2 separate regions of the Homo sapiens genome follow, and region 2 is linked to region 1. The links are chromatin contacts, found by Hi-C or POLR2A ChIA-PET in ENCODE. All regions are on one chromosome and are shown on one strand. Each heading gives the region's core, a stretch centred on a gene start or an enhancer-like site at or near the end of the contact. The rest is flanking DNA. Distances are from core to core; before and after follow the strand shown.

Region 1 (4,744 bases), core at 1,109-3,608:
CTGCCAAGTGATCTTCCCAGTCATTGGTCAAGCTCTTATAGAATTCTCCGTACTCCTCATTAGTAATATCGTCGGGATTTCTGGTCCAGATGGGCTTTGTTTTGTTGAGCTCTTCTTGATCGATGTACTTTTCCTTAATCTTCTTCTTCTTCTTCTTGTCACCATCCTTCTTTTCTTCTTCCTCATCAGAACCAACATCTTCAATTTCAGGTTTGTCTTCCGACTCTTTCTCTTCTTTTTCTTTTTCTTCTTCTTTGTCTTCCTTTTCTTCAGCCTCATCATCGCTTACTTCTTTATCACGTTCCTTCTCCACCTTCAAAAGAAAACACGAAATCACATCACTGCTGCACTCCAGAACTAAGCGACAGCGCTGCACCACTATTTTCAACCTAAGGCCCAAGTCTAAATTAGCCAACTTGAGAAGCACCCAGCTTTTCATCAATATTTGATACATCCACTTAATAGCCCGAGGAACTTTTACAGAGTTAGGTAGTAGAGCTTAGGTTCCCCAGGCTTCAGACTAGTTGAACAGATCTAGGGACTAAGGATGTAGTACAGTCACCCCAATCACCTACAGACAGAAATTCACTCTGCAATTACATAAAAACTTACAAAAAGAGTAATGGGATATCCAATAAACTGAGAATGTTTCTTCACAATCTCCTTTATTCTTCGTTCCTCCAAGTACTCAGTTTGGTCTTCTTTCAGGTGTAGGATAACTTTTGTTCCACGACCCATAGGTTCACCTGCAAGAGAAGAAAGAAAAATTGACTTAATACATTCAATTTAGTGCTCAACGCCATGCCTAACACCCTTATAACGTGTCTATAAAGCAAGGTTTGCCGTTACTACAGATGCAAAGGCCACCACAGCAGAACCTTTTGGGCAAGGTGCCTCGCCCAAAAGAACCGCCCACCAAGTCATGCCATTACACTAATTAAGTGCTCTAGCTTGTTCCTGATCGTTGGGCAAACACAAATTCTGTAAGCTTCACCGCATCCCCAGGGGTCCAAGGGTTGCAGCACCCCACCCTTCCACCGCTCACTTAACCAGTGAATGTTCAGGTGCCTACCTGTGTCTGTCCTCACTGTGAATGATCCCCCTGCTGAGGACTCCCAAGCGTACTGCTCATCATCGTTATGTTTGGTGATCACAGTTACTTTCTCAGCAACCAAATAAGCAGAATAAAAACCAACACCGAACTGGCCAATCATAGAGATATCTGCACCAGCCTGCAAAGCTTCCATGAACGCTTTGGTCCCAGACTTGGCGATAGTACCAAGGTTATTGATCAAGTCAGCCTTGGTCATTCCAATTCCAGTATCCACAATAGTGAGAGTTCGATCTTGTTTGTTCGGTATAAGGTTAATATGCAGCTCTTTCCCAGAGTCTAATTTACTGGGATCTGTCAAGCTTTCATACCGGATTTTGTCCAATGCCTGTTAACAAAAAATATTAATTTAAGCATACAGCACCCCCAAGAAGTTCACACTGAAACCAAAATCCGATTCTGGGTTAATAAGTGACTTACATCTGATGAATTTGAAATGAGCTCTCTCAGAAAGATCTCTTTGTTCGAGTAGAAAGTATTGATGATCAATGACATCAACTGGGCAATTTCTGCCTGAAAGGCGAACGTCTCAACCTCCTCCTCCTCCATCGGTTGGTCTTGGGTCTGGGTTTCCTCAGGCATCTGGAACGACACCGCGCCGGTTTAAAACCTTGCAGGACGTCTACAGAGGCAACACGAAATTCCATCGCGTTCTCCAAATATTTTTAAAGCCGAATTGGAGATTTGCGAAGTTTAAGTAAACCGAAAATAGAAGGGCGGCTGACAAAGGATGACCTCATTTCGGAGCGCGGCAACTACCACGAGCGTGTGCGCGCTTCCGGGAGGCCGCCGCAGGCCCGGGCCCAGTCCCCCGCCGCGGTCCCCAACGAACACCCCGGGTGCCCTCCCGCGCGGGCTGCGGCTCCGCCACGGCGGCCTCCTCCGCCTGCGCCCCCAGCGGGGCCGGGCGGGGGACCCCCGCGGCGGGGCCGCTCTGTTCGCGTGCGGCGCCAGCTCTGGCGCTGCTGCAGAGCCTCGGGGAGCCCGCGGCCGCCCGGCCCATTCCTGAAGCGGGGTGCGGAAACCGCAGCGGTCCCGAGGCCTCCGGAATAGAAAGCGCGGCCGCCCGGGAGCGCGGCCCTGGCTGCTTCAGGGATCTGGTCCGGCCCCCACAGCCTCCGCCCCGCGCCAGCCGCCCCCAGTCCCGGTCCCCAGTCCACCTCCACAGGCCCCCACAACCACCCGTCACCTTGGCTAAGTGACCGCACAGGACCAACGGCACAGCCACACCGGGACGCTGAAGCAACTGACGCGCCACCCCCGCGCCTGCCTTATATAGCGACGGGCCCGCCCAGCGCGCGGCGCTTTTTCCAGAAGCCTCCCGAACCTTCCGGAAGAACCCTCCCCAGCCGCCGCCGCGGCCGCGCGCCTACGCATGCGCCGTTGCCGCGGCACCCCGCCCCCGCGCCTTCCTGCGGGCGCGCGCAGGCCCTGCTCGTGGCCCGGCCCGGGCAACCTTCCCTCAATCGCCGCCGCGCGCCTCTCGCACGCCCCCGCGCCGGCCTCAATGCGCCTGCGCGGCCCGGAATTCTCGGGAAGGTCCGGGCGCCTTCTGGGGCCGCCCGCGCCCTCCGCCCTGCACCCCCACCTGCCGCGGGCGGGCGGAGGGCACGCCCGGGCGTGGGGGCCTTTGAAGTGAGGTGTAGTTGGTCACCCGGGCTGAGCGGAACGCGGGGCCGGGGTGGGAGGCGCGCCTGGAGGGAGGGTCGTGCGTGGACGGAGAGCGGCCCGGGTCTCACGCGCCCGGGAGACTTCCGGAGCCGTCGTCCTGACTGGCGCCGCGCCCGCTGCCAAAGAATCCAGCCGCAAGCGGCGCCGGGATCGCGGGGCTCTGCCCTCTGGGGGCTGTTAGCCTCAGGCTGCTGCGCACTGGGGAGGCTGTCCCGCGGCCTGCGCGCTCGGGGATTCTCCAGACCCACCGCTGGCTCGGGAGCGCTCCCTACTTTTGGGTTCCCCGAAAGCCATGTGCTTCATACTTAAGGGTCCCTTAGCTTGGGAATCGGGGACTTGGTGAACAAATTCATGCTTACCCAGCTACACCCGGCATGATTTTGAAAAGCCCATCGTTTTGCCGACCGATTTGCGGTCTCCAAATTAAGTATCTAACACTTTGGTGATTAACTTGCCCTAAAAGGTTTTTTTTTTTTTTTTTTTCTTTTTTTTTTTTTTGGACAGGCTCTCGCTTTGTCGCCCAGGCTGGGGTGCCGCGGCGGAATCTCGGCTCACTGCAGCCTCGACCCTCCCGGGCTCAGGTGATCCTCCCGCCTCAGCTTTCCCAGTAGCTGGGACGAGCGTGGGCAGAGGACCACAGGCGCGGACACCACACCTGTCTAGTTTTTGTATTTATTTGTAGAGTCGGGGTTTCACCATGTTGCCCAGGCTGGAAAAGCCAGTTTCTACATGGGAATTTTCGGATATTTTGGCCAAGGCCAGCTGTGGGAACCTTGGAGGCATTGGGGTTCCTTCGACCTGGCTTCCCTGCCTAGTCCATGTCCTCTTCCTCTTTGTCTCTGGCGCCTCCCATGATTGGGCCGCCTCCTGCCTAGACTCATAGCCAGGCCCTCGGAATAATCTGAAAGCTCCTTGCCGTGTAAAGAAACGATGGAACTACCTCCGCTTCCTGGTCTTTAGGGAAACGCAACTTGCTCAGGAGCAGGGGTTTTCAGACTGCGGCCTGGGACCCCCTTAAGAGCGTGTGAAATCAACATAAAGCGTCTTGCCTGGCATTACAAAGCGGGGGAAGTGGAAGGAAACTAGCAGCCACGTGGCGCGGGCCCCAGCGGTGGTGACCGGGTGTGTGCCTGGTCCTGTGGTAGCTGTTGCGCAGCCTGGGGGCGCGCCCCCGGCCCAGGCTTTCCTACAGCTGCAGCCTGGACTGGCGGGGAGGAATCCGGAAGCAGGAAGAGCGGTGAGCGGGTCGCTGAAGGGGCGCAAGGTCTTCCCTGGCGACTGCCGCCTTTGCCTGTTTCCTTCCTGTCACCACCAGCCACTGTCCCCGCTCTCCTCACTTGTAGGAACTTTTCCTACCGCAGTTTCTGCCATTGCCCAGGGGGTTTGAGATATAGAGGAGCCATCCAGGGCCCTAACTCTGACGTTCTTTTTTTTCTTTTCTTTTTTTTTTTTTTTTAGACAAAGTCTCACTCTTGGTCCCCCAGGCTCGAGGGCAATGGCACAATCTCTGCTCACTGCAACCTGCTCACTGCAACCTCTACCTCCTGGGTTCAAGCGATTCTCCTGCCTTAGCCTCCCGAGTAGCTGGGATTACAGGCACCCACCACTACGCCCGGCTAATTTTTGTATTTTTAGTAGAGACGGGGTTTCACCATGTTGGCCAGGCTGGTCTCGAACCCGTGACCTCAGGTGATCCGCCCGCCTCGGCCTCCCAAAGTGCTGGGATTACAGGCGTGAGCCACGGCGCCCGGCCAGCTCTGACATTCTTTGTCCTTTGTTTTGGGGACCTTCATTTACCCCCATTTCTCCAGTGAACCTGCTCCAAAGCCCCTCCCTGGGTCTGGGCATCACTGGGAACCACTGTTTCCCGTCAGGCCCCATCTTTAATGTCCCTTCTTCCTTCCACAACTTCTTGTCTTTCCAGCTCTCCCCCCTCGGTTAATAAACAGGACATTTTTGTCC
Region 2 (4,744 bases), core at 797-3,296, 720 kb after region 1:
GGGTTCTCCTCCCTGCTGGTGAGCAGTGAGGCACCAGGGAGCCCCTGCCTGCAGCCAGCTCGGTGATTCCATGCAGTTTTACATAGGGAAAGAATGCTCTACCTGGCTACGTTTTCCTGTGTCCTGTTGAAATGAAGAGGTTAGTCATGCATTCCCTCAGCTAGAGCGTGAGGCAGTCCTTCCGAAGATTGTCCAATTTAGACCCAGACTCTTCAAAGGAAATGTCAGCATGTTTTGATGTCATGGTTCAAAACCTCACTGGGATGGTTTGTGTGAGTACATACCTGTTTTACTTTTAGTTTCACTAGAGGATGTCATTTGGACTAGTTGTTTTTAAGTGAACATTTCAAACTTAACTAAATTTGATTCCTGTTTCCTTGGTTGTAGTTACATGGAAAGACCACTGGGTCTGGGACAGTGGTTCTCATCCAGAGATGGAGTTGGTGGGGTGGGGGTGGGGTGCAGTTTCGTACCCTAGGGGGCATTTTGCAGTGTCTGGAAACCTTCAGAAGTGGGGTGGGGGATGCCACTGGCATTGGTAAGTAGAACGAGGGATGCTGTGAACACCCTGCAGTGCTCAGCATATCCCTACAGCAAAGAGTTTTCGGGTTCAAAATGTTAGTTGCGCCAAGGTTGAGAAACCGTGGCTTGGAAATTGTTCATTCACCATACTCTTCTTGATTTCTAGTGAATGTATGACTGTTAAGATTTTATGTTTTCATAAGGTGAGGTACTTTCTACAGAAATTCAGTCTCTTTAGTCATTAAACAGCAGAGGGCACTTGGAGGCTAGAGTGCCCAGAAGTCCATCAAGCCAGTCTGGATAAACCCTTCCCAACATGCCATAATTTACATCAAAACTTTGGTTAGCAGAATGGGAATTTTTGAGTAGATACCATTAGAAAAATAAAATAATTTTCCAGCTGTGGTTCCCAAGTTCCCCAAACTTATGTCTTTAGTCCAAGCTGCCCCTTGAGCTTCAGCTTCGGACCTGCATATTTATTTAACAGCTATTGAGTCCTTGGTATGTGCCGGGCACCCTCCTGTGTACCAGGGCATGGCAGGAAATGATATGGGCAGCTCCCTGTAGTCATGAGGCCTGTGTTCTAAGGCAGACCTTGAAGACAGGGAAGTCCATGTGCTGATTCCAGAAGAATAGAGGGGGCCTGGCAGGGCTGGGGGGAGGTCAAGAGTGGAGTGCTTCATACAGCTGGTCTCAGAGGGGCTCATTGTCCCGGACCTGCAGGACAAGGAGGCGTTTTGTCCACAAACCTTGAGAGTGAGTGAATGGGGCATGACTGGGGCCACTGGGTGTTATTGCTTGAATGACACCTAACCTGTCTCTAGTGAAGCTCTTGATTCCTCCCTACCCCCATCCAGATGCTAGAAGACTGGGGAGCATTTCTTGGTCCCTCTTCTCTCACAATCTGTCGTTGGTGCTCACTTCTGCACCCTGTTTTCCCACGTCCCTGGTCCCCAGCCCAGGCAAGCCTTCTGCTGATGCCGGTGGCCCCAACTTGTCTATCCACTTCACCCCAGTTTTCTCCAGGCCTTTCTCCATGCTGCTGTCAGAGAGATCTAAACATAGGTGGCCTCCTGCCCTTCCCTGAAAACCCTTTACGGCCTCTGACTGCATTCAGTGCACCCTGCATTCCTCCTGATAAGGTCTTGCGTCTCCCTGCTGCCCCAGCTTCAGCCCCAGGAGCCTGCCTGCCCAGGAGGCCATCATTGTTCCCCCTGGACACTGCCTGTCCTGCCTGCTGCCTTGTCCTCCTTTCTCCAGGGGCCTGGGGCCTCAGTCTCTCCATGCCTGCACCTGGAGTCCTGTTGCCTGTGTCCTACAGTTTCCTCCTCAGCCATCCCCACAGGGCTGTGTCCCTTTCTACTAGCCATGTTTATTTTCTTGTGGAGATGGGGTCTTGCTATGCTGCCCAGGCCGGTCTTGGTCTCCTGGCCTCAAGCAGTCCTCTTGCTTTGGCCATCTTTAGATGATAACTCACTCACCTGTGCTGCCTTTCACTTGGAGGATGGGTGGATGATTCACAGGGACCTGCCCTCCTTCCCGCAGAGTTGGGGTTTTTGTGTAGGGGATTTTTCTGTCAGTTATTTTTTCCTCACCTTTCAGAGTATTAAAAGAACTAAGCCATTAGTGGTGAGGCATGAGGGCAGCGACCACAGCTCCAGGGGAGCTCTCTTATCCCTACAGCTGGCAAATGTTCCACCCTGTTTTTATGGCACACAGAAAGGTAGGCGCATAGTGATGTTGTTAGTAAGCTTTTGAAGTAGAGCATGGTGAGTTAGTTGGCCTTTTTACGAAAAAGGAAATGGAAAACTAGCACCATGGCCTTGGCATAATTACTCCAACATGCAAATCAGTACTGGAAGGAAGTTGAGGCAGCATACCTCTATGCTCCACTAGTCCTTAAGACACGTCTGAAAGAAATGAAATTTTATTTTGTTAGAGGTGAAGGAATGCATGGATGGAATGCATGGTCCAGGTGTTTATAACTGTGCATTTATTTGGCGGTTGTTTTGGATGGACAGGAAGTGGGAGGGGAGGGCACAGAGAGTCACTTTGGCCACGTCCCTGGTTTGCCACAGGCTGATACTGGAGCATTCCTAAGTTTCGCAATGGAGATGGATGTGAAAGAAGAACACACTAGGCCAGGTGCGGTGGCTCACACCTGTAATCCCAGCACTTTGGGAGGCTGAGACAGGCGAATCACCTGAGGTCAGGAGTTTGAGACTAGCCTGGCCAAGATGGTGAAACCCCACCTTTACTACAAATACAAAAATTAGCCGGGTGTGGTGGCACATGCCTGTAATCTTAGCTACTCAGGAGGCTGAGGCAGGAGAATTGCTTGAACCCAGGAGGCAGAGGTTGAAGTGAGCCGAGATTGTGCCACTGCACTCCAGCCTGGGCAACAGAGCGAGACTCCATCTCAAAAAAAAAAAAAAAGAAAAGAAGAACCATACTAGTCAGGTGCTAGAGGGCTTCCAAGGCAGCCTCCAAGGGAAGGAAATGTCTGAGAAGTTATTTAAGAGGATTTGTTGGAACAGAAAAACTTCCAAATTGGTCTAGAAGGTGGACCCTAGCTATAGACGCATTTTACAGGACATAATGTAAATATTAAAGGCACATTTTCAGTATTTGGGGAAAATATGTCCTCTGAGTCGAATGACCAATGGCTGTTTCTAGAAAAATTTTAGTTGTAGTTTTAATTTGATTGTCTTGAGCATGGTGATAGATTGACTTTTTTTTTTTTTAAGACAGTCTTACGCTGTTGCCCAGGCTGCAGTGCAGTGGCACGATCTCAGCTCACTGCAGCCTCCACCTCTTGGGTTCAAGTGATTCTCCTGCCTCAGCCTCCCGAGCAGCTGGGATTACAGGTGCGCGCCATCACACCCAGCTAATATTTATTTATTTATTTATTTTGAGATGGCGTCTCGCTCTGTCACCCAGGCTGGAGTGCAGTGGCGCGATCCCTGCTTACTGCAGCTTCTGCCTCCCAGGTTCGAGAGATTCTCCTGCCTCAGCCTCCCAAGTAGCTGGGACTACAGGTGCGTGCCACTACACGCGGCTAATTTTTTGTATTTTTAGTAAAGACTGGGTTTCACTGTGTTAGCCAGGATGGTCTTAATCTCCTGACCTCGTGATCTGCCTGCCTTGGCCTCTCAAAGTGCTGGGATTACAGGCATGAGCCACTGTGCCTGGCCGCACCCGGCTAATTTTTGTATTTTTAGTAGAGACGGGGTTTCACCAGTTGGCCAGGCTGGTCTGAAACTCCTCACCTCAGGTGATCTGCCTGCTTCAGCCTCCCAAAGTGCTGAGATTACAGGCGTGAGCCACCGCGCCTGGCCTAGAGTGACTTTCTTAAAGCTCTGTGTCTCCTGGAAATGGAATGTATCCCAAATGAGGATTATTTTTAAGCTTTATAATAAAATCTTTCACAGCATAGACTTTTTTTTTTTTTTTTTTTTTGAGACGGAGTCTTGCTCTGTTGCCCAGGCTGGAGTTCAGGGGCGCAATCTCGGCTCACTGCAAGCGCCGCCTCCCAGGTTCATGCTATTCTCCTGTCTGTCTCCTGAGTAGCTGGGACCACAGGCGCTCGCCACCACACCCGGCTAATTTTTTGTATTTTTAGTAGAGATGGGGTTTCACCATGTTAGCCAGGATGGTCTCAATCTCCTGACCTCGTGATCTGCCCGCCTCGGCCTCCTAAAGTGCTGGGATTACAGGCATGAGCCACCGCGCTTGGCCCACAGCATAGACTTTTAAAGACCATGTAGGCAAGAACAGATCTTTAAAGGGAAACCTCAGTTTGGCTTTTGAAAGTTCATCTGATTGAAGTTAAACTGATGAAACATACTCCATCCATGCATTACCAAAAACGTTGGAGCACGGCATGGCAGTAGTATCTAAAACAGATTGGCAAACTATGGGTCTAAGAATAGTTTTTATGTGTTTAAAGGATTGTAAAAATAAGCAAAGAAGAATATGTGACCCATGAAACATAAAATAGTTACTGTCTGGCTCTTTATGGGAAAAAAGTTTGCCAACTCTTGGCTTAAAGGGTCAAGAATGCTTTACCAAAAAACAAACAACCCCCTCCCCCCTACAACTGTAATGTTTGAGCAGGAGTTTTACAAGATAAAGAATTTTGATCTTGAGGGGATTTGGGTGAGGATGGGGCGGTGCAGTGGGAGAGAGAGTATAGATACTGTTCATCACACCCAGTGCAGTC

The links. A loop is a pair of places that touch in the nucleus more often than their neighbours do. ChIA-PET counts read pairs that join two places held with the same protein, here RNA polymerase II (POLR2A). Pooled maps may share reads with other maps.
Region 2: a loop to region 1 is called in a pooled map, with 5 times the contacts of the local background. The contact joins the enhancer-like site here to the promoter of HSP90AA1 in region 1. A Hi-C loop is called at or near these places in 5 of 50 pooled maps. POLR2A ChIA-PET finds 5 or more read pairs at or near these places in 2 of 52 experiments (BJ and activated CD4-positive, alpha-beta T cell).

The regions. Positions count from the first base shown.
Region 1 is chr14:102,084,686-102,089,429 of GRCh38, forward strand. HSP90AA1 (heat shock protein 90 alpha family class A member 1) reads right to left here and starts at 2,359. Exons shown (of 11, transcript NM_005348.4): 1 at 2,301-2,359; 2 at 1,532-1,693; 3 at 1,073-1,439; 4 at 613-746; 5 at 1-313. The coding sequence starts at 1,693. RefSeq lists an enhancer at 1-234 and silencers at 1,947-2,236, 2,277-2,806, 2,867-2,916.
Region 2 is chr14:102,805,570-102,810,313 of GRCh38, forward strand. All of the region lies in intron 1 of TRAF3 (TNF receptor associated factor 3), which reads left to right. Among named protein-coding and RNA genes, the nearest start is that of TRAF3, 30 kb to the left of the region's middle. RefSeq lists an enhancer at 132-221 and a silencer at 4,115-4,274. Within about 2 kb of position 2,047, at least 7 of the 41 ENCODE cell types and tissues checked have a DNase peak (open chromatin) inside an H3K27ac peak, as active enhancers do.